Linked DNA regions of Homo sapiens: region 1 is linked to region 2. Evidence: chromatin loops called from intact Hi-C (ENCODE). Cell type or tissue: PC-9. All regions are shown on one strand. Each heading gives the region's core, and the rest is flanking DNA. Links, peaks and the distances in the headings are about the cores only. Region 1 has its middle 120 kb from the start of COPS8. Region 2 holds the start of LOC105373954 (a long non-coding RNA gene).

Evidence for each region. Hi-C counts contacts between places; a loop is a spot of excess contacts. Peaks named below come from ENCODE experiments on the same cell type or tissue, not always from the same donor. Only the 100,000 strongest peaks of a DNase experiment are listed, where the experiment ranks them.
Region 1: a loop joins it to region 2, with 5 times the contacts of the local background. A loop is called at or near these places in 10 of 110 quality-filtered maps.

What each region holds. Positions count from the first base shown.
Region 1 is chr2:237,197,408-237,208,680 of GRCh38, forward strand. No RefSeq gene overlaps it. Among named protein-coding and RNA genes, the nearest start is that of COPS8, 120 kb to the left of the region's middle. RefSeq lists an enhancer at 3,337-4,008. In PC-9, for the core only: no CTCF peak of the experiment used is centred there; DNase peaks (open chromatin) are centred at 4,424 and 4,824; H3K4me3 peaks cover 1,147 bases; H3K27ac peaks cover 2,183 bases.
Region 2 is chr2:237,293,779-237,305,051 of GRCh38, forward strand. LOC105373954 (a long non-coding RNA gene) reads right to left here and starts at 5,075. Exons shown (of 4, transcript XR_924039.3): 1 at 4,064-5,075; 2 at 1,194-1,311; 3 at 858-970. In PC-9, for the core only: no CTCF peak of the experiment used is centred there; DNase peaks (open chromatin) are centred at 5,153 and 6,333.

The DNA of each region.
Region 1 (11,273 bases), core at 2,032-7,031, 97 kb before region 2:
GAGCTTCCCCTGAGTGGCCACTGCCCTGAAGCCTGAACCTTAGAATAAAACACGCGTCGCAGACCTGAGTCTGATCAAAGCCCAGAGCCATGCCCAGCTGAACCACAGCGTGAAGCAGGGCTGCCCACTGAGTCCCAGGCTATCAGCTAAGCTGCACTCAACATGTAGATTCATGAGCATGAGGGAAATGATACTTGTAACAAACCACAGAAGTTTAACATGTTATCTCACACAGCAGTAGCAGTTATTACAGAAAGGTTGTATAATTAACCAAAGTCAAGGAGAAGTCTGATTCTGAGCATTCAGATTTGCCTAGCTCCAAATCCCATGCTCTTTTAATTTTCCCATGTAGAACAAACAGGCTGGAGGTTACAAGTTTGGGGAACAGTCATCTCTACCATGCAGCTGGGTACTGAAGTGTACAGGTAGTCTAAGGCAAAAGAGAAACATTGTACAGGAGATTATGCAGTAGAAGGGTTTGTTGATGAATCTCCCTAGATTTAGGTTTCCAGAGGATGTTCCACATGAACTTTTTGGCTCCTTCTGCCCAGTTAAATAATCACACCTATGCTAATTGATGTGTTTTATTCGTGAACCTAAAACATGTTGATAGGCAGTTATCTTTGTATTTAAACTTGGCTGAAATTTCTGTTTTCAACATTGTAGATAAAATCCACATGCCTCAGTGTAAAAATAGTAATATTTTACAGAAATAAGAAAATTACAAAAGGTGGTTCTCACATAAAAACTATCCATTCTCCTACTAGGAGTCCTGTTTGACCCATACCCTTTTCATCTCACCATGTGGAGAAAATGGTGTGGAGGAGGAATTTAGGACAAATAGAAGGACTGCTGAGAACTAGAGCACTTATTAAGCTGAGGTTCAGGGTTAATTTGCTTGTATCTACATTTCCATCCATTTACTGTGAACTTCTCTTTCTTATGCTCATGACGTACATTAAGGAAATATTTATGGTATTTCCATGGTAGAAAAACAGATGTCTCTTGATCTCTATTTTGATTTTTAAAATTCCATGGGACAATAAATGTTATGTGTACATATTTTTAGACATCTCATGAATTTCTACAAAGAGGTTTTCCCATCTGAAAAAGAAATTTAAAATTACTCCTGTGTTCCACAATCTCTAGATTTCTGTCATTAATTTGCAGTTCTTTGGGGGGTCTGGAGTGGAGTTGGAGTATTTATTAGTTATTCAAACATGACAGGCACTATGCTAAGTACTTTGTATACACACCCATGAGTCATGATAACAGCCCATAAGGTCTGTTGTATAACCTGGATTTGCAGATGAGGCTCAGAGAAGTTGAGTTACTTTTTCAAAAATATCACCGATAAGAGGCAGAGCTCAGGATTGAACCCAATTATGTCTGGCTCCAAATTCCATGCATTTTCCACAACTGCAGACTGCCTCCTCCCATGCTATTTCCTCCTCATCAAGTCCAGGTGTCAGCAGAAATATTTCTAAGCCTCCAACAAGAAGAAGGGCCTTGTTTTCTGGGTTGGGGACAGGTTTATAAGGATAAGAAGGACCTCAGCACTTGGGTCCACTCTCCATCACTCATTCTGGACTTTATCCAGCTTGTCTCTGTCCTCTCTGTTTTTAAATTAGGGCTCTTTTACTATTTATTAACTTATCTAGTGGAGGGGTGTGTGAGACACTAACTCAATTTGCCTTTTAGTTAGAAATCAAACTAAACCTTTGGTTTTGGAGAGGGAAAGCAGATGGGTAAAGAAGTTAAGCAACAGCTCCTGGAGGTTGGAGGATTGATCTGTTCCTTCCAGGCTTGCTTTCGTTAAAAGAGTTACTCATAATTCAGCTGCATTATCACAGAGATGTGTTTTACAAATTAACCTTAACTGCTTTGACTTAGAGGAGGGAATCTGATTTTCTTAGAACACATTTTTCCCAACAGGGTCCCAGTGTCAATGGCAGCTATGCTGAGTCATCAATGACTTGGTAAAGAATAACAATCAAACCTAAAAATTAACATATGGGAAATTAACATTTTCTCTAACAACTTCAGGCACCACTTTTTGTTATTCATGTAATTATAATTTACAGTTGCTCAAGCCAAAAACCTGGGAATTATCCTTGGTTATTCTTTTCTCTCTATCCTTGATGTTGTCACAGGATCCTTAAGGTGTTGCTTTGCCAGCCAGAAACCTCTGTGGCTGGCGGCACCTTCTGCCTGAGTATTGCTCATGCCCACTGGGCTTGTTACTGCCCACTCAGCCTGGCAGGCTGCACTTGGCCCAAGCTACTGGCCCAGATTCCACACCTGCCTAGGGCAAGCCAGGCACAGAGTGGCAAAGGGTGTGTGAGCAAACATGGGGTCCAGCCACTGCACACAGCCAGGCACACTGGCTGCTGTGACAGGGTGCATAGTGACAGCACAGGTGTCAGCTCCATGTGAGGCTGCAGCTGGACCGGATATACTGTATGTGGCTTCTGCTGTGAGCAGCTGCATCTAGACAAGGGGAACATGGTGGTGCCTGGAAGCTTGGAGATGCCAGGAACTGCAGAGCCCCAAAGAGGGTGTCACAGCCCTGGCATGGGGAGCCCCTAGGTCTGGGATCCCCGAAGGGTTCTAGCTCTCCTCTCATCACCTGCTCAATGTGGCAAGCAGGGCGGGGGGGTGTTTCAGCCCTGTTTGTGTTACAGCTCTTTCAGTCCTGCCATCTGGTGGGTTCCAAGTTCTTGCCCCATGTCCAGGAAGAATAAGGTACATGGAAAACTGGAGGGTGAGCAAGGTGGAGAGGAGCTTCATTGTGTGACAGAACAGCTCTCAGGAGACCCGAAGTGGGTAGCTCTTTTCTGCAGGCAGGTCCTCCTGATGAGTGTCCAGCTCTCAACAGAGAGGAGACTCACAGTAGGTAGCTCCTTTCCACAGCTGGTAGTCCTGACCTCTGTTCTAGTCTGGCTGAGTTCATGGTTTTTACAGGCTCAGAAGGGAGGAAATGCATGCTGATTGGTCCATGGGTGGCTAGGGGTAGGCCTGGAAAAAGCACCATCAGTTCTCACTCCTGTCTGCAGACTCTACCTGGAACTGACAGCCCGGCCTCCATGCTTCAGGCCATCCCTGGTTTGAAGGTGGGGCTTCACCAGGAACCAGCCCCTTTCCACCAAGGAGCCTGTCTGCCTCTTGCCGCCATCAATCATGTTGTCCACAGTGCCCAGAGTGTTCGTGCCAAGGGCACCTGCAGACCCATGTCTAGCCACCTTGGTGCCCCCTAGGCCTCTCTCCCATGCTCATTGGTGCCCAAAGTCCGGAGAAGGCCGAGGTGGCAGGGGTCTGGTGTGTCAGCACTGCCCTGAGCATGTGCACACCTGGCCAGGTTGTGACAATGCCCCGGCTTGGCCACAACTTTGCTTGCCAGGTGCCGGGAGTGGTGAGAGGCCAGGCAGTGAGAGCAGGCACTTCTGAGCCTATGAGAGGAGGGCTTCCTGGGCCCCTGAGAGCAAGACAAGAGAGTTCCAAAGGAGCTGTGTGACTTTTGACAAAGACATGCTGAAATTTACTGACCCACCATGCTGTCTTTTACTATGGTTTTTTCTGACTAGAATATAAGCTCGATAATGGTAGGACTCTGGTTGTGGCCGTTGTTTCCCCAGCATCTAGAACGACATCTGGCATATAATAGGTATTTCAAAAATGTTGGGGGACATTGGAAAAAAGTCACAAATACCAAAGCCCGCCACTGTCTTAAGTCTCCAAGGATTTAGAGGGAAGTCCGAGAGCATTCACCAACCAAACACTGCTGGCCGGGAGGCCTGTGCTACTGGAGCAAGAGTCACCCTGGAGCTAGGATGCTGAACACCTGGCTCTCTGCATCCCACTGCCCGCTACACCATCCACGCTGTCTTTCACCTGAGCCCAGAGCAGCTTCAGAATCTGAAGCAGACACCGTGTGCGCCTCACCCAGGTCCCCTCAGAAGCCCCTTTTTCCAGGTGATGTTTCCAGGGTCCTGGTCCCAGTTTTGCCTCCCTTGTTAGCACTGGCTTCTGCTCACTGGTCATTGGGAAGCTTCACCTCCAAGCTGTGGTGGCACCTGGAGACATAATAAGAGGGAAGGGGGAAGGGAAGCAGGGATTGAACCTGCCTTCCTCCTTGTTAGTGACTTTCCTTTTTTCTCTTTTCACAAATACAAATGTGCGGGTAGGACTCAGGGTGAGAAAACTCAGAGGACTGAGCTGACTCCACAGGGACCCTGAGGCATTCCTCGGCCGTCTTTACAGAGGAGCTGGGCCCCTGTCTCCCTCCCTCCAGGAGGACACGCACCACCAGTGAGGCAGCTGGGCTCTGGGAGTGCCCTAGGAGGACCAGTCCGGCTGGCTGGAGAGGAAATATTGCCCTTCGAGGGTGATTGTTAAAGTTTCTAGAAGTTCAATGGCCTGCACAGGCCTCCCAAGGCTGGTATACTCAGGCTTATTTCGCTGAGGGAAATAAAATTACCCTTTAAACACAACCACAACATTTCCATTTCTTGCTCTAAACTGAGTTGGCCAAGCCTGAACTCTACTTTCAAGCATTTAACTCTTTAGTGGAAAAAAAAAAGTCATCTGAAAACATTCATGCACGTGCCCGGCTCTGGCTCTGAGCCGTGGGTACTGTCTTGGAACTGTGGGAAATAGCATGTGGTGGTACCCTGTCTGGCCGGCCCTTCTGGGGGTGGGGTAGGGGAGAACCCATAACCAAGAAGCTGTGGGTGGATAGCAGGAGGCCCTGAGGGTGAGTCACCCGGTTTGCTGCCTTGCGGTCACAGACCTTTGGCTATTGTCACTGCCCCTGGGATGAGTCACACTGAGCCTTAGTGCCTCTGGGGCTCTGCGGAGCTGAATTTCTCCCAGTCCACAGGGTCCGGACATTTGTTCCTAATCTTTCACCCACCTCCCACTCTGTAAGTGACTGGAACTTCCCACTGGGGGTGCAACCACAAGCTAAGGACTGCTGACCTAAGGAAGAACTATTTTTGCTTTTGAAGACTTCAACATAGAGAATGGAAGTGTTTATGTTGTTGGCATTTGAATTAAGAGCTGAGCAGCCTTCTGCGGACATTATGGGTATTCCATTATCTCTGGGAATCAAAGGATATTTCCTCAGCTCCTTTGCCAAAGGCTTCCAGGCAATTCAACACCAGAGAACGAAGGGACAAAGAGCAGTTGCCCAAGTTCCAAGGAAGGGGGAAAGCGAATGGGCAGTGAGCTCAGATGGCTTTGCTTTCAGGCAAGGAAAAGCAATCTTCCATGAGTCTGCGATGATAGCATTCCCCAGACAGGGGACGTGGAGCGGTGACCTGTGGCTCGCAAGCCTCAGACAGGAAGCTCACACTTACAGACCCATCAGCCCTGTCCCATTCCATTTCTCAGGGTCCACACCTTGCCCACATCTAAGATACCCAAAGGTCAGTGACGCCCTTTCCATGGGTTGCCTGAAACTCTCAGCTGGGTCTTAACCCTCACCGTGCTGTTGGGACGAAGAAGCGTGGCTAACTGCATCTCACTGTACGAAGCCTGGGAGTTCAGAAAGCAGAGGCCAGCCCTCTTGTGGGCAGCACCAGGCAGGGGCATGTTTAGCAGCCTGTGGGGGGAATTCTAGCCCAGCCAGGTGGAATCTTGGGGAAGCAGGGTCCATAGAAGTCCTTGAGGGGTCAGTGAAAGTCTCCAATTCCTGACTCCAAGGCATGAGACATGAGAGAGAAGGGAGAGAATTTTCTGGACAGAGCTGTAAATGAAGTGGCACCGGTAGCTTCCTCTCTCCACAAGGCCACCTCCCAGCCGTCACTCCTGCTGCTTGAAAGTCAATCCCTTGGCACTACCAGCTGCTTCTATCATCTGCAAATCACTTTACTGCTCCCATCTCACAAGAGCCGCTTTTCCCTTCTGCGTTTAGCCATTCAGCAGCTGCGTAAGCGCTCACAAGAGCTGTTAGTATCACCAGCTTCCTCTCAAGGGCAGACTGAGGCCAGGAGGCCATGCAGCTTCCTAGAGTGCACCCATCTGGGTTGAGATGAAACCAGGATTTGGGCCATGGCAGTTGGATGCAGAGCCCATCACCAGGCTCCTGAGAATATCAGAGGGAGACCTGGATTGGGCTGGATCCCTTGAGGAGGGAGATTGTAATCCTGCTCCTGTTTTCTGTCTTTCTGTGACCTCTCAATTTCTGACACTGGCTTTTTCCCGTAGCATCCTCACCATCATTCGCTCAAATGCAAGTGAACTCCCCATGCTCCATGCTGGTACCTATCCTGTGTGATCCTCCTTAGCATCCTGCAGCTTCCATAACAAATTTCTCCACACTTGGTGGCTTAAAATGACACACGTTTATTCTCCTATCATAGTGGAGGCCAGAAGCCTATGATGAGGATCAGCAGGCTAAACCCAAGGTGTTAGAATTGTTCTCCCCAGGAGGGTCACGGGAAGGATTCCTCTCTGCCTCTGTCAGCTTCTGGTGACTTCAAGTGCTCCTTGGCTCATGCCTGCATCACTCCAACCTCTGCCTCCATGCTCAGGTGGCCTTCTCCTCTCTCGTATCAAGTATCCCTGTGTCTCCCTCCTATAAGGATCCTTGTGTTTGCATTCAGACCCCACCTGGTGAGTCCAGGATAATCCCCCCATCTCAAGATGCTTAATTTAATCACATCTGCAAAGAGCCTTATTTTGGGGGTGAGGGGAAGCACACAAAGTAACATTCACAGGTTCCAGGGATTAGGATGTGGAATTTTGGGAGGAACTCTCTCTCTCTCTCTCTCTCTCTCTCTCTCTCTCTCTCTCTCTCTCTCTCTATATATATATATATATATATATATATATATATGCGTGTATATATATGCATGTATATATATGTGTGTGATATATGTGTGTGTATATGTGTGTGTGTGTGTGTGTGTATATATATATATGTATATATATATATTTTTTTTAACTGAGTCTCACTCTGTGTCCCAGGCTGGAGCGTAGTGGTACAATCTCAGCTCACTGCAGCCCCTACCTCCCGGGTTCAAGCAATTCTCCTATCTCAGCCTCCTCAGTAGCTGGGACTACAGGTACGTGCCACCACGCCCAGCTAATTTTTGTATTTTTAGTAGAGATGGTGTTTAACCATGCTGGCCAGGCTGGTCTTGAACTCCTGACCTCAGGTGATCTACCCGCTGTCTCAGCCTCCCAAAGTGCTGGGATTACAGGTGTGAGCCACTGCATCTGGCCGTGGGGAGCATTTTTTGAGTCTACCTCAATCCCCAAATCTATAGCTTCACTGTTGGCCTTCACACTGAACTGGAGAGCTGAATTCTCCCAGCCCACCAGCTACCCCGGGTCAGGAGGGAAGGCCTGGACCTGCCACAGTCCACACCCTCTGCATTTGGCTGGACTCCATGTATAACCCTGAGCCTTGATGTCGCAGTGACACTGGAGGACAGGTGGAAGGTGCTGCTCCGTGAGGAGGCACTGACTTCCCCCAGGGAAGTTTGGGTCAGGATCACAGGTGTATGGGGCATTCAGCCTCTTGGCTTGATCTGCAAAGTCGGTTTCCTTGCTTTGTTCTTTCATTTGTATCACAGATCTCCTCCGGGGATGGGGGGGCTGGAACTGTCTGCAGGCTCTGTCGTGTCCTGGGCATCTCATGCATAATAATTTTCTTGCTCTCACCAAAAGTGGAGGGAGGGAGGCCCTCTCACCATTCATGACACTCTTGATATAAGAAACAACAAAAGGCAGAGGGGAAGCAAAAGATCCCAGACAGCAATAAAAAGTAATTCATTCCCAGCATGGAGTCGGTGTGTCAGGAGGGAAGCATGAAGGAGTCATGTGCCGCAGTCCCTAGCCAGCCTGGACTTTCATGCACATGGTGAAGATGCATCTCTCTGGAGCGGTGGAGCCCTGGCCTGCGGCACCCAGCACAGGTGCTGTGAATGCGGGTCGGCTTTTGTAAGTGTTGGGTGACATCTGGACTTTTGGCTCTGTTGGCTCAGCCACATACCAGGAAATGAAGTATTCCTGCAAGGAAGGGGTTTGCGCCTGTGCACAGGGCGTGGGAGAGATCCTTGAGCTGCAGAGAAAGTCCTGCATTGTGAGACTTGCCATTCTTTGTGGCTTCTGGGAGCTGTGCAGTAGGAAACTGCAGCTGTCTTGGATAGCGTTAGGAAATTATCCGAGTTTCTATGATGAAAGGAAGGCAAAAGAAGCCACTTATTACCCCACTGGTGTCATTAAGGGTGCCTTCTCTTTTCTTTAGCAAGAATCTAATGTTGCCTCTAAAGGAAATGGAAAATTCTCACCATGAAGCCTCGTTTCGATTACTCCTGTAATTTTGCATGAATGTGACCAAATGTTTTCTGTCAAACCTCACCTCCTGCTGGTTTCTAAATCCTAATTCATTGTGAACAGAACCCACCATGAACTAGCTAGCTCCTCACTGGAAAAGTCACCAAACCCACAGTGCTGAAAAGGAGTCATTATCACGTACGCTTTTGATTCAGATGGGGCTTTGAGTGAAACATGCCCGTTCTCGAGTTGGCCTCTCTGCTTCCACATTTTTCTGAAACCAGCACTAAAACCCTTGTAATTCAAAGCTTTTTCTCTGCTTAGCAGTGTTGCCCGGAGACCCGAGGCTGTTCCCCATGGACTGGAAATGTGATTCTGCATCCTACTTTAAAAATCAAAGAGCACACAGGGAGGGTTTCCATTCTTTCTGGGGGAATTTTATTTTATTTTATTTTATTTTATTTTATTAATGATCCTAAAAAATCAAGATGAATCAAAGGGTTGAGTAACATATCAAATGTCTAGAGAACGGATTCTCCACCAGCCAGTGCCAGTTAGTGTTCACAGAGGCAATTGCACAGAGGAGGTAATTGGAAAAGGAAGGGGATGGCCCCTGGATTTGCCCAGCTTGATGGTTTCAGGATCGTCCTCAGGGGAAAGGCCTAGAGCGGTGACCAATTAATAAGCTTCAAACCCACTGGTGATTGAAACCAATCAGAAGCTGTTTTGATAATTGGTTGTACCAAAGGGAAGACACCCCTAATTCTGGGTGGAGAGGAAGAATGTTCCATGCTACTTTAGAATGAAATCTGTTTGAATTGGCTGAGCTTTCTGAGGTTGGCTAGACTTCACAACTCCAAAGGCTGGAACACAGGTGTCCTCATTGTTAAGAACTAGAGAGAACACCTAAGAGAATCATAAGCTTTGTAACAACACACAGGAGGCTGTGGTCCATGTACATGAATATCCGAATGAGAAATCTTCAGTCCATTCTCTTCTTCCCAGCAGGAAAGCCTCTTTCTTGGTTTCCTTCTAGAAAACTTGGGGAAGGCTCAGAAGGGCACCTTCAGTCGGAGGGTGGAGAACCAGGTCTGGGAGCCTTCTGCACTGACCTTTTGTCCCTTCTTCCGCTATCCTGCCACAGTGTCTCATGGCTGCTATGAACACCACTAGCTCCTCTGTAGCAGGTGGAGTCTCTGTGTAGAAACGGTTCTCACTTTGGGTTCCCCACTGGCGTCACTTGGAGAGTTTAAAAATGCTGATGCCTGGGCCCTGCCTGGGGATTCTGATTTGCTTGCTCTGGGGCATGACCAGGGTATGGTGTTTTTAAAGCTTCCCGTGCTTCAGTGGAGCCAGGGTCAAGAACCATTGATTCTGGGACTCTACCTATATAGCCTCCAAGTAGGGGTTTTTCCTATTAGAGATATTGTTTTATTTTACCTACCCCAATGAGGGCACACAGGATCTCCATGTCATCCTGGGAGCCACATCGTCAGCACGGCTGAACCCACCCAGGGGCCCCCCTGTTGCATGTGGGTGGGCACTGCTTGTTTCCCCACACTGAAAGAGAAAAGTTGCACTCTCCCAGTGTGATTGACAGGTGACAGGACCTGGCGTGTTGCTTCCTGAAAACAGGGAAGAAAAAAAGGGTAAGGAGTGGAATGGAATTACATGGTGCAGATAAACAAATGGAAAATGGCTCTGAAAACATCTTTTGTGGGGCATGAGGCGGATACATGTTAGGAAGCCCCTATTTAAGAAAACAGCATAAAATTAGGAATACAAAGTAGCAAGAGAGCCTTGGGAGGTCCATGGAGGGGGGCTCCTGAACCTTCAGCTTTGACCAAATGAGCAGTGCAGCCGGGCGATGGGATGGCAGGCAGGCGATGCGCATGCTGATGTGGAGGCACACCTTGCACCTGGAGAGCTGTCTGCAGAATTTTCTACTGAATTGAAAGGGCTACAAAACAGCATGTCAAATCCTGTTTCTTTTTTGTCGAGAGTTGTACGCACACTCATATTAAAGTCTACTTTTTATAGTCCAAGAGTACAATGGAATGATGGTTTCCTCTGAGCCTGGGAACTCAAGTGGAGGAACGAGGTTGCGAAATGGGCAGGGTCACTGCCAAACAGTGTCACTGTCACCGATTAGCTTCATGGTGTTGTGATTATGATGCATGAACCAGACCAGTGCTCACCATGTGGCTGGAGTCACCGGCCCCTCAGTCCAGATAAAACTGACATAAAAACCCACGCAAACTGATTGTGAAACTGCTCCTTATAAAGCTGCAAATAATCCCTCTTTTCTGGACTCTTTTTTGACACAAAAGGAGATGTTTCATCTACCCCATTGCATGCAACCAATATGTATTATTCCACTAACCATTCTAATAATGTATTGTCACAGGAGGCACCACGTGCACGCTCAGTTAGAGACACTCTTCATGAGACTGTGGAAGAGGAGGCAGGAGGAAGCAGAGATTTGGACAGCAGGGTTTCCCCCACTGCACTGACATTCCCAGGAAACACTTGGTTCAGGGGCTGCTGGTGCATTTTGGATTTTCACGGTACTACATGGAACAGATCTTATTTTCGACAGAATTCTTCCCTACCACACAGACACACACTGCTTCATGTACAGTTTACTTTAATGTAGTTACAGCATTTCTTACATTGATTAAAACTTGTAGCAGAATTCTTTCCCAGGAAATATTGCAAAATAAGTTCTGTAACTTGGAAAGAGCCCTCCCTTTCTAGTGTACTACATCAGCCTGTGAGTATCACGGACCAGATGAGAACCGTTGTGGCATCCTAACATGTCCTTTGGCGCAGTAACACTCAGCACAGAATTTGCGGTGACATGGACAGGAAGCAGTGCTCTGTTCCCTGACGTTGGAATATGCTTCAATGTAATGCATGGCTGCTTTCCATATTCAGAAAAATCCAAAGACTCTGCTCTAGTGGCTTTGGTTTTTATCCTTTGTGAGGAT
Region 2 (11,273 bases), core at 2,451-7,450:
TTAGTTTGCAAATATCCTTTTCATTGATTTGATTTCCTTAATATAATTTATGCCACATTTACTGTGTCCCAGTTGGATGCATATATCACGGTGAAGCAAGTGCATGAAGAATAAACAGAAACTTACCTATTTATCTATTTATACAGGAAAACAGCCCCAGATGGTGTTTAGTCTATGCATCTCATGTTTAAATTCATAAGCTAACTGAGTAATTGTCAAAAACATTCCCCTATTGCTTAGTGGTTTCTATTACTTGTAGGCAAAATATTTATAACTAAGAAAAATCAGAAATTAATTGCAAGTAGCTGACCCAAACATATGGAATTGGCTGAATTTGCAGGGAGGAGGGTGATGATAGTTCTCAAGATTCCTCCATCCTGGGAAGAAAGCTGGTAATTCCTGTTAAACCAACAGCCTACTGAGGCCAATGCTTTAGAATATTTTTTGGCAAATGTCATAGAATCAAGATGTGTTGACTGCCTCTTACTGCCTTTAGTAAGAATCTAAATGAGAATACGAGCTTTGATCCAAGGTTACTGCCTGGAAGCAAAAATGAAAGAAAAAGAGAGAGGGGGAGAGAAATAACAGCAGGGCAAGTATATTATTTATTAAGGGAAGTCCTTTCTCCTGATTTCCAGCAATATAATACTGCTAAGTTTCAGATAAATAGGCCATTTGCAAAACTTAACCATTTCTAAAGCTAAAGTTGAAGTACCAACAAGTAAAATAAGAGATCCTTGTCATTAGAATAAGGCTCTCTAGGAAGAGTCAGAGGAATTCAGGATGCTATTAATAGCTCCACTGGGCCCCAATCAAACACAGCCATCTCAGAGCCTTAGTGTTTGTGGGGCTCCTACCTGGGTTCTTCCTTCATCTTCAGCACCTCTCTCCTCTGCCTAAGATTTTCAGGGCTGACTCATATCTTCGCTTCCTTCAATTGTCTGTTCAAATGATTTATTTCCAGGAAGGTCTTCCTCAGCACCATTTATAAAACACAAACACACATGAACATGCACATTACTCTCACTTCTCCTGCTCTGCTATATTTTTATGCCTAGACTTATCACCACTCAACACAGAATATATTTCTTTGCCCATCTCTGTATATTATTCAGAGTAGGTTAAACTGATGTTATACCAAATAGATTCAAGCATGTAATGTCTCAATACAGTAAGCTTTGTTTCCTGCTCACCTAGTAGTCCTAGGTAGATACTGAAGTTGGCAGGTTGGTTCTCCTCCATGCAGTCATTCAGGGATCCACACTCCTTCCATTCTGTGGCTCCATCATTTCTGAATCCAGTAAGCAGAAGCTAATAGTCATGAAGGGATATACATGGAGGTGTTCATTGTCCAGGTCCGGAACACATCACTTTTGCTCGTTGGGTTGGAAAGGGCTTGGTAATTTGATCATACATAACTTTAAGAAATATTGGGAAATAGAGTTTTGGTGTGTGTCCAAAGTAGAGGAGACTGGATTTTGCTGAACAGCTTGCCCTTTCTATTCAGTGTCCTTCCACTAAAAGGTAAGCTACTTGAAAGCAGAAACTTGTCTGTTTTGTTATATTTACAATGCCTACAGCAATGCCTGAAACGTAGTAGACATTCAATAAGTTCATGTTAAATGAAGTTGAAAAAATGGACATAAGAAAATTTGATTTGAATGTAGCCTGAGAAGGCTGGGACTACAGTCCAGGGCACGTTAGGGACAGATTCAACTATACTCTCACTTCTGTTTATTTTTCACCACACAAACCTCCTGCAGATTATTAAATTTAGAACTAAAGAAATTAAAATGCCCCAAAGCTCTGGACAGTTTACTTTAGTGGGTCATGGTGAATAAAAATCATACTTATCCAACAATTCTGGCATTGAAAACTTATAAACGTATTCTTCACACATAGAAGAGAAAGGAATTTTAGTAATATTAAAGGTAGTTATGTCACCAGAAAACTCCCAAGCTTAGCTAAGAGGGTCTTGAGATTTTTCCATCACTCTCCAAGATGAGTAGCGCACAAATACATACACATCACATGAAAACACTTCTTTTTCTCTCTTAAGCCTGGCCCAGAAGCACACTGGAACACAGAAGTCATTCAATCAGGCAGAAGCTGTGCCCACCAGACAGACTTATTAAGGAGTTCAGTTCACATCCAGGGCAACATGTCAACAAGGACGCGTGTGTCACTTTTTCTGTCCAGAAGAAAACAGCCTGTGCTCGGGACCTTCGACCGATGTACAGTGCGGGTAACATTTCCACCTTGCTTTTCTCTACCAGTTCACACCAGATGTGATGGACAGTTATGCCCAGGTTGCAGGCTGTAAGGAGCTACATCTGGACTGTATCAAGACTGTGTCTGGGGAGAAATGGTTTTTACCATTTTGGTTTTTACATTTTGGTACTATATACCATCCTGTACGTAGACAGCTGCAGCCGCTCCGTGATATTACCTCCAGATGCAATGATTGGTGTGTGTGTGTGTTTCCGTGATATTACCTCCAGATGCAATGACTGGTGTGTGTGTGTGTGTGTCTGTCTATATGTGCATGAGTGTGTGTGTGTGTGAGTGTGTACACCTATGTGTGTACTAGGCAGCCCAGCAGTGGACTCTAGACTAGACCAGACAGCTTGACCAGCATCACTTCTCTAGGATTGTCCTTTCCTGTTATCCATGCAGTAATCTGGTTAGGGTGAGTTGGGATTTGACCCACACTGGGCAGCTGGGCCAGTCAGTGTTTCCCCAGAAATTGGAATGAAGGAGTCAGGTAGCTGTGGATCTCTATCCTAGTGGTGACGTTTCCTTATTCAAGGAAAGAAAGCAAAGTATTAGGAGGTCCCACAAGGTGGGGGAGGAATATGTTAATTGCTGTTGCAGTTTTTTTATGGCAGCTAAATGATGCTGAGGGGAACCTCACAAATAAAACTGTCTTGATAGAAATAATGATGACTATCTTTTTACTGAATATATATAATATGTCAAATAGGGTATTAGTTACTTTACTTGCAAGAATCCTGGGAAGTAGATATTATTTCTATCTCTACTTTACACATGTAAAAACTGACTCACAAAGGTCAAACTAACCCAAATGCATTAGTTTTTTTTTTTTTTCTTGACGGTTAACAAATTTCACAAACTTAGTGCTTAAAATAGCACAGATTTACTACTTTACAGTTTTGGAAGTCAGAAGTCTGGAATGGCCTCAATGAGTGGGGATCAGGGTGGAGCAGGACTGCTCTTCTTCCTGGAAGCTCTAGGAGAGAGTTTCCTCCGTGTCTTTTCCTTCTAGAGGCTGACACATTCCTTCCCTCACTGCCCCTTCCTCCACCTTCAGAGCCAGCAACAGAGCCTCTCTCTGGGTTTGCTTCTCTCTGAGCCTCACACCTTGCTCCCTGAGCCCCTCTTGTTCTCATCTGTCTCCTCTCCCACCTTTAAGGGCCCATGTTATTACATGGGGCCTGCCAGATAATCCAAGAAAAATCTCTCTGCTGTTTAGCAAATTTAATTTCATTAAACCTCAATTCCTTTTTGCTATGTAATGTACCATATTCACAGATTCCAGGGATCCGCATGCGGATGTCTTCATGGGGACATTATTCTAGTTACAGCCCCAAGGTTGCCAAGTTAGCCAGTGGCAGAGTTTGGATTCAAATACAATTTTAACTAGAATATTCATATGCATAGCCCTCACATTCTCCTGCCTCTCAACTCATTACCAGGCTGCTTTTTCTGCCGCTTGAATGACTTCTAGAGACACTTCAAGCATCCCTGCATCCAAGCCTCATTCTTCAAAGCTTGGCGTGACTTTCATCTCTGCCATGGAGCATTTCCTGAGTAAACTCTCCTGTGAACATCAAAGTCATGTGGTCATCAGCCCCTGTGGAGCCTTCCCTCCCCAGTGCTTACACAGTCTGGACTCAAATGCATCTGGAATGGAGAACCACCCCCAGTGCTGCAGAGCCACCTCATTTTCTATCATCTACCCACCTGGTTTTCGGTAAGAATCATCTTGCTTCTCTAGGAAAGCCTTTCACAAATATGAAGGAAATGACCAGTGACCTCTCACCTTCACATCTTCTCTTTGCCAGGAGGAAAAACTTTGTTCCTTCAGCCATCTTCACAGGCCAGGGACTGGCACTTCCTCCACACTCTCAGCACACCGCCCTGTGCATCCTACAGTTCCTAAAGAGTGGAAATTCCCCAGTTGTGCTCGAATCAAACCTGCCCTTAAGTACCATATTTGTATAAACTCGTGTGAGATCACACTAGCTTCTCAGTGGGTGCATCATAGTGCAAGTTAATTTCAGATTTAACTGATTTGACATGGATTGAAACTGTTAAGATATTTGCAACATGCTACCACTAAATAACTATTACTTTGTCCTATATTGGGAAGTAGTTTGTGGGATTTGGGGTAGGTGGATGCAAATAAAAGCATTTATACTTATGCATATTAAAATGTACTTTTATTGATTCAGACTGCTTCAATCAAGGTCTCTCCACTCTCCCTCCCACTACCATGACCCTTGTAATTGAGGAAATGGCAACTTCTGTATTTCTGTTCATGGCACTAATAAAAATGCTGAACAGTCTAGAATCAGGGACAGAGTCCTAGAAAACAAGATCAAAAGCCTTTGGGTTACTGAGTCAATGATTCCTTTGGACACCATTAGCCAGTTAGTAATCCTCCTAATTATCCCAGCCTCTACCCCACATTTCTGCAGTGTGTCCACAAGTAGATCATAAAAAGCTTGTCAAGTGCCTTGATGAAGAACAGACGCGCTGTGTCCACTGCATTTCCCAGGGCTACTGCTGTGAAAGAAAGGAGTGAGATGGGTGGGTAGTGGCAGCTAGACTTAGCTCTACTTATTTTCCTCAGATCCTCCGCTGAGTGGAACGCAGTGATAGGAATGATCTCAAAGTAGGCAGCTCACCCCAAACAACAATGTTGTCCCGCAGTGCTGGGGGAAATACAGAACCAGAAGCATAGAGTCCTGCAACATGTCCACTTCATATGCCTTTGGATATGGCCCCAAGCTGCCTCGGTTTCCTGTCAATGAAATGAACCTGTCTCTACCTGCCTCTCTGACTCATGATGTTTATCAGTTTAGCTGAGGTCATGCACATGTGCTTGAAAACCACACACACACCCTCCAGTGCTACGAATGTGAGGCAATCGTGGCATGGTCCAGTAATACTTTTTATGGCACTTCAGAATCCTCAACCGGCTCAGGAATGCCATGCATCTGGGTGAAAACCTCAGGGAAATTCTAGCTGCAAAAACTTCCTTAAAAACCCACCTCTCCGGGCATGGTGGCTCATGTCTGTAATCCCAGCACTTTGGGAGGCCAAGGCGGGTCGATCACCTACCTGAGGTCAGGAGTTCGAGACCAGCCTGGCCAACATGGTGAAACCCCGTCTTTACCAAAAGTGCAAAAAATTAGTGGGGTGTGGTGGCAGGTGCCTGTAATCCCAGTTATTCAAGAGGCTGAGGCAGGAGGATCGCTTGAACCCAGGAGGCAGAGGTTGCAGTGAGCCGAGATTGCACCACTGCACTGCAGCCTGGGTAACAAAAGCGAAACTCCATCAAAAAACGAACAAACAAAAGAAAAAACACCGCGCACCTACCACATATGGACAGTTTTGAGGTTAAGGACAATTCATAGGACCAAAAACAATAACAATACTAATCCCAAGAAAATGTTAATCCTGCTTTGTTTTAATAAAACAAGTTTCATACTCCACAAGCCAATTTGTACTTATGAAAGTGCTTAAGCCATAGCCCTACCATCTTTTGAATGGTCCGCCAAAGAAAAGAGTTAGCCAGCTCTTTTTCTGGCTTTTATCACTTAATTCCTGTATGTGCCTGTGCTCAGGGCTAGGGATACACTAAAGCATCATCCCTGATCCCAGAAAGATCTGTCAGGAGAACTTCTACATGTCCAGTCACACCACTACTCAGTGCCACCCTATAACCAAAGAGATGACCAACACAGAGGATGAGGTTGTGCTTCTCAGCCTCCCACCTGAACACACACAGGTCATAGGACATATTGAAAATATGGTGATGGGAGAAGACCAGTACTCCTCACGCACCAATGACTTAGGCACGCCAAGCCTCAGAGCTTAATTTCCTCAACTGTAAAGTGGGTTTGTTGTACCAGTTCACCACTGTGCGCTCTTCATCATTGTACTTTCTTCATAGGTCTCCTAAGAAAGTTAAGTGAAATAATGCATATGAAATTGCTAGGATACACCACAGGATTTTTCCTAATACAGCAACAGATGTTGTTCTTGAGATGAATCATGGCTAATTCATGCAAGACCGGCTTCTGCGGATGGATGGAGCTGCCTTTGATCTGGAGCTTAACATTTGTCATGGTGTCAGATATCCAGTCATTAAATCCCTAGTAGATCTACTTCTTAAAATAAAACCCTCTATGATGCATATGCACTTACATAATATATATCCATGAAAATGAACTGACTCTGTCTGGATTTGCAATAACAAAGTTCCCAAACCTAAGATAAGAAGTCATTCAAAAGCAGAGTGCAGTGAGAACACTCACACTTAACTAAAGTTATAAATAACAAAAGCACAGTAGCTTCTAGCTTTAATGTTAATATATATAATACCTTTTGATAATGAGGAAATACAGTGTTCTTCAGCAGTAAAAGCAAATATTCAGTAGATATTTAAAAGTTCAAATTATATTGAACTATGTAGTTTATGAAGAACATTTCTCATACATTGGCTCAATGAACCCCTTTTCAAATGAGAAAACTGAAACTTAGAGAGGTTAAGCAGTTTCCTCGGCGCTACACAGATTTTCAACGCCCAAGTTGAGATTCAAACCCAATCTGTCTGACTCAAAATCCCCTGCCTTTTCCCACTCAATTCAGACTGTTTGCAGCACGCCAAGTTGCTGCCAATTTCTAAACTCACCTCTTGCCATTTTCTTCTGTATTACTGAAAATGCCTCCCTGAGCCCACGCCACTGCTGTTTCCCTTTTTGGTTACTATCAAGAGGACTTGGGCACAAGGCACACTAGGCTAGCATGGCTAGGATCTAAATCACACAGGCTACAGGGAGAAATCAGACAAGACTGAAGGAAGGCAGGAAGACCCATGCCAAGTGTCCAAATGGGGAAATCACATTCAGACAGGTCCAGACAAATGAGCTCTCGAGGAAGAGCCATCGGGTCAGCTTGGAAGTAGATCAGCTCACACTCAGGATGGGAGGAGCTGATGTCCTCAGACGATGTGGCTCAGGAGATCTGCAGACAGGGACTGGAGCAGCAGAAGAACCAGACCCAGCACTCCCAGTGGGAGCAGGCGTCAGGCAGGGATCAGGGCTCAGCCAGGAGACTAGGGATCAGGCTGAGCTGGAGTCTCAGGTTGAATGGCAGCACCAGGCAGAAAGGGCTCTGTCACATCGAGTAGGTCATACCAGATGTTGGTGAGGCAGGAGTTGGACATCTGGCAGAGGTACAAGTCAGGGCCCACAAGCCAATGAGCAAGGACACTGACACGTCCCCTGTGCTCTGTTATCATTACTATTAAATAATTGTATGTCCATTTATCAACCAGGATGCTTTGAGTTCCTACAAGATACCAGGGGCCATATTAGGTAGCTTATATGACAGTGAATGAAGAACCGACACCATCACAAAGGTGTATACGCTGTGAGAGGATATCAGTGATGGGCAGAGGGACAGTGGGACTAGGGTAAGGCAAGTGAATTACTCATCTTAGGCATAAAATTTAAGGGGACACAAAAAAAACTTAGCAATCAAGATGAGTAACATTTTAATGCAATATTTTAAAAATCAAGATAAATACAACAAAATCTGAAAATATTAAAATAAAACAGGATCTGGCAACAAAAAGATACAGGGAAGAAGAAAATATCACCTACTTTTCTATAAGGCGGTGGGGGGCACTACTGTGATAAGTTCTTCTTTCCTGCTTTTAATACACATTTATCTGCATATATGTGAAGGTACAATGAGGGTGATGGCGCTATCCTTGGTCCTTGGTTCACAGTCACATTTCAATCAACGTTTACCACTCAAAAATGTTCTTGGTTTTGTATTTTGTTGGTTGGGTTGAGCAGCAGTTGATGCTTCTAACCCTGAAAACTTACTACAGCTAACTACACTTCTTGCTCTCATTGCATGGCCACAAGAGAGCTCTTCCCAATATAGTCTTCAAGCAGGTGATAGTCTGTTACTTATATGTGGGTGTTTTACCATGTTTTTAGTGTATTTCAGGAAATTGGGGGGTTTGTGTTGACATCTAATGCATCATTTTTTTTTCTACTTAAAACGATGATAAATAGGCCCCCTTGTTACCATTTTCATTCAGAATATCTGATTTTCAGGAATGAATCATTCACTTAAGTGAGAGATGCCTTTAGGCCCAAAAATGGCCAGTCTAACTCAATGTAACTAAATCCCTTGCAATTGAAAACGTGTTCACTTCCTCCAAAAAGGAGAGGTCCAAATCTCATTGGGCACTAAACCCAGCTACAGGTCTGGGATACCTGTGTGCCAAGTGTTTCTACGGTTCTATTAATATAACTCCACCTCAATATTATACAAACTATGCACTAAAGGTAGTTTAGTCTCCATCAACATACTTCATCATATGGTTTGGCTATGTCCCCACTCAAATCTCAACGTGAATTGTATCTCCCAGAATTCCCATGTGTTGTGGGAGGGACCCGGTGGGAGGTAATTTAATCATGGCGCTTGGTCTTTCCTGTGCTATTCTTGTGATAGTGAGTAAGTCTCACAAGATCTGATGGGTTTATCAGGGGTTTCCACTTTTGCTTCTTTCTCATTTTCTCTTGCCGCCACCATGTAAGAAGTGCCTTTTGCCTCCCGCCATGATTCTGAGGTCTCCCCAGCCATGTGGAACTGTAAGTCCAATTACACCTCTTTCTTTTGTAAATTCCCCAGTCTCAGGTATGTCTTTATCAGCAGCATGAAAACTTACTAATACAGTAAATTTGTACCAGTAGAGTGGGGCATTGCTGAAAAGATACCTGAAAATGCAGAAGCAACTTTGGAACTGGGTAACAGGCAGAGGTTGGAATAGTTTGGAGGGCTCAGAAGAAGACAAAAAAATGTGGGAAAGTTTGGCACTCCCTAGAGACCTGTTGAATGGCTTCAACCAAAATGTTGATAATGATATGGACAATAAAGTCCAGGCTAAGGTGGTCTCAGATGGAGATGAAGAACTTGTTGGGAACTGGAGTAAAAGTGACTCTTGCTATATTTTAGCAAAGAGACTGATGGCATTTTGCTCCTGCCCTAGAAATTTGTGGAACTTTGAACTTGAGAGAGATGATTTAAGGTATTTGGCAGAAGAAATTTCTAAGCAGCAAAACATTCAAGAGGTGACTTGGATGCTGTTAAGGCATTCCATTTTATAAGGGAAGCAGAGCACAAAAGTTGGAAAATTTGCAACCTGACTATGATAGAAAAGAAAAACCCATTTTCTGGGGAGAAATTCAAGCCAGCTGCAGAAATTTGCATAAGTAGCAAGGAACCTAATGTTAATCCCCAAGACCGTGGGGAAAATGTTTCCAGGCCATGTCAGGGACCTTCATGGCAGCCCCTCCCATCACAGGCCTAGAGGCCCAGGAGGAAAAAGTGGTTTCATGAGCCAGAGGGCCAAGGGTCCCTGTGCTGTGTGCAGCCAAGTGACTTAGTGCCCTGTGTCCCAGCTTCTCCAGCCATGGCTGAAAGGAGCCAACATAGAGCTTGGGCCATGGCTTCAGAGGGTGCAGGCCTCAAGCCTTGGCAGCTTCCATGTGGTGTTGAACCTGTGGGTGCACAGAAGTCAAGAACTGAGGTTTGGGAACATCCTCCTAGATTTCAGAAGATGTATGGAAACACTTGGATGCCCAGGCAGAAGTTTGCTGCAGGGGCCAGGTGCTCATGCAAAACCTCTGCTAGGGCAGTGCAGAAGGGAAATGTGGGGTCGAGCCTCCACACAGAGTCCCTACTGAGGTGCTGCCTAGCAGAGCTGTGAGAAGAGAGCCACTGTCCCCCAGACCCCAAAATGATAGATTCACTGATAGCTTTCACTATGTGCCTGGAGAAGCCAAAGACACTCAATGCCAGCCCATGAAAGCAGCTGGGAGGGAGGCTGTACCCTGCAAAGCCACAGGCATGGAGCTGCCCAAGACCATGTGGATGTGAGACATGGAGTCAAAGATCATTTTGGAACTTTAAGATTTAACTGCCCTGCTGGATTTCAGATTTGCATGGGGCCTATAGCCCCTTTGGTTTGCCCAGTTTCTCCCATTTGGAATGCCTGTATTTACCCAATGCCTGTACTCTCATTGTATCTAGGAAGTAACTAACTTTCTTTTGATTTTACAGGCTCATAGGCAGAAGGGGCTTGCCTTGTCTCAGATGGGACTTTGGACTTGGACTTTTGGGTTAATGTTGAAATGAGCTGAGACTTTGGGGGACTGTTGAGAAGGCATAATTGGTTTTGAAATGTGAGGACATGAGATTTAGGAGGGGCCAGGGGCAGAATGATATGATTTGGCTGTGTCCCTACCCAAATCTCAACTTGAATTGTATCTCCCAGAAGTCTCGCATGTTGTGGGAGGGACCTAGTGGGAGGTAATTGAATCATGGGAGCTGGTCTTTCCTGTGTTATTCTTGTGATAGTGAATAAGTCTCATGAGATCTGATTAGTTTATCAGGGGTTTCCGCTTTTCCTTCTTCCTCATGTTCTCTTGCCACCACCATGTAAGAAGTGCCTTTCTCCTCCCACCATGATTCTGAGGCCTCCCCAGCCATGTGGAACTCTAAGTCCAATTAAATCTCTTTGTTTAGTAAATTGCGCAGTCTCTGGTATGTCTTTATAAGCAGGGTGAGAACAGACTAATACACTTCATATAAAATATTGGAAGAAAATAAGAGGATAGGAAATAAAAATTAATTATAACATGCAGGTAAATGCATGGCACAGAAAAAAAAAGATACTGGAAAATGCTTCAGTCCTCATCTCTGATCATGAGGTGACAGCTAATGGCCAGGACTTTCCTCCTCTACTGTCTGTTCTGGAGTCCCACTTTCCTGACTTGGCACCTAAGTTGGTTGGTTCCCAGCCAGGGAGGAGCCTTAACCTTCATGGCCAAGGGGTATGAGTCATTGGTGATTCTGCCTCTATGGAATTGTAATAGTCTTCAATTAGCCTTAATTACTGTGCTTGGTGGTTCAGGGAGGCATAACAGGAAATCCTGTGGGCT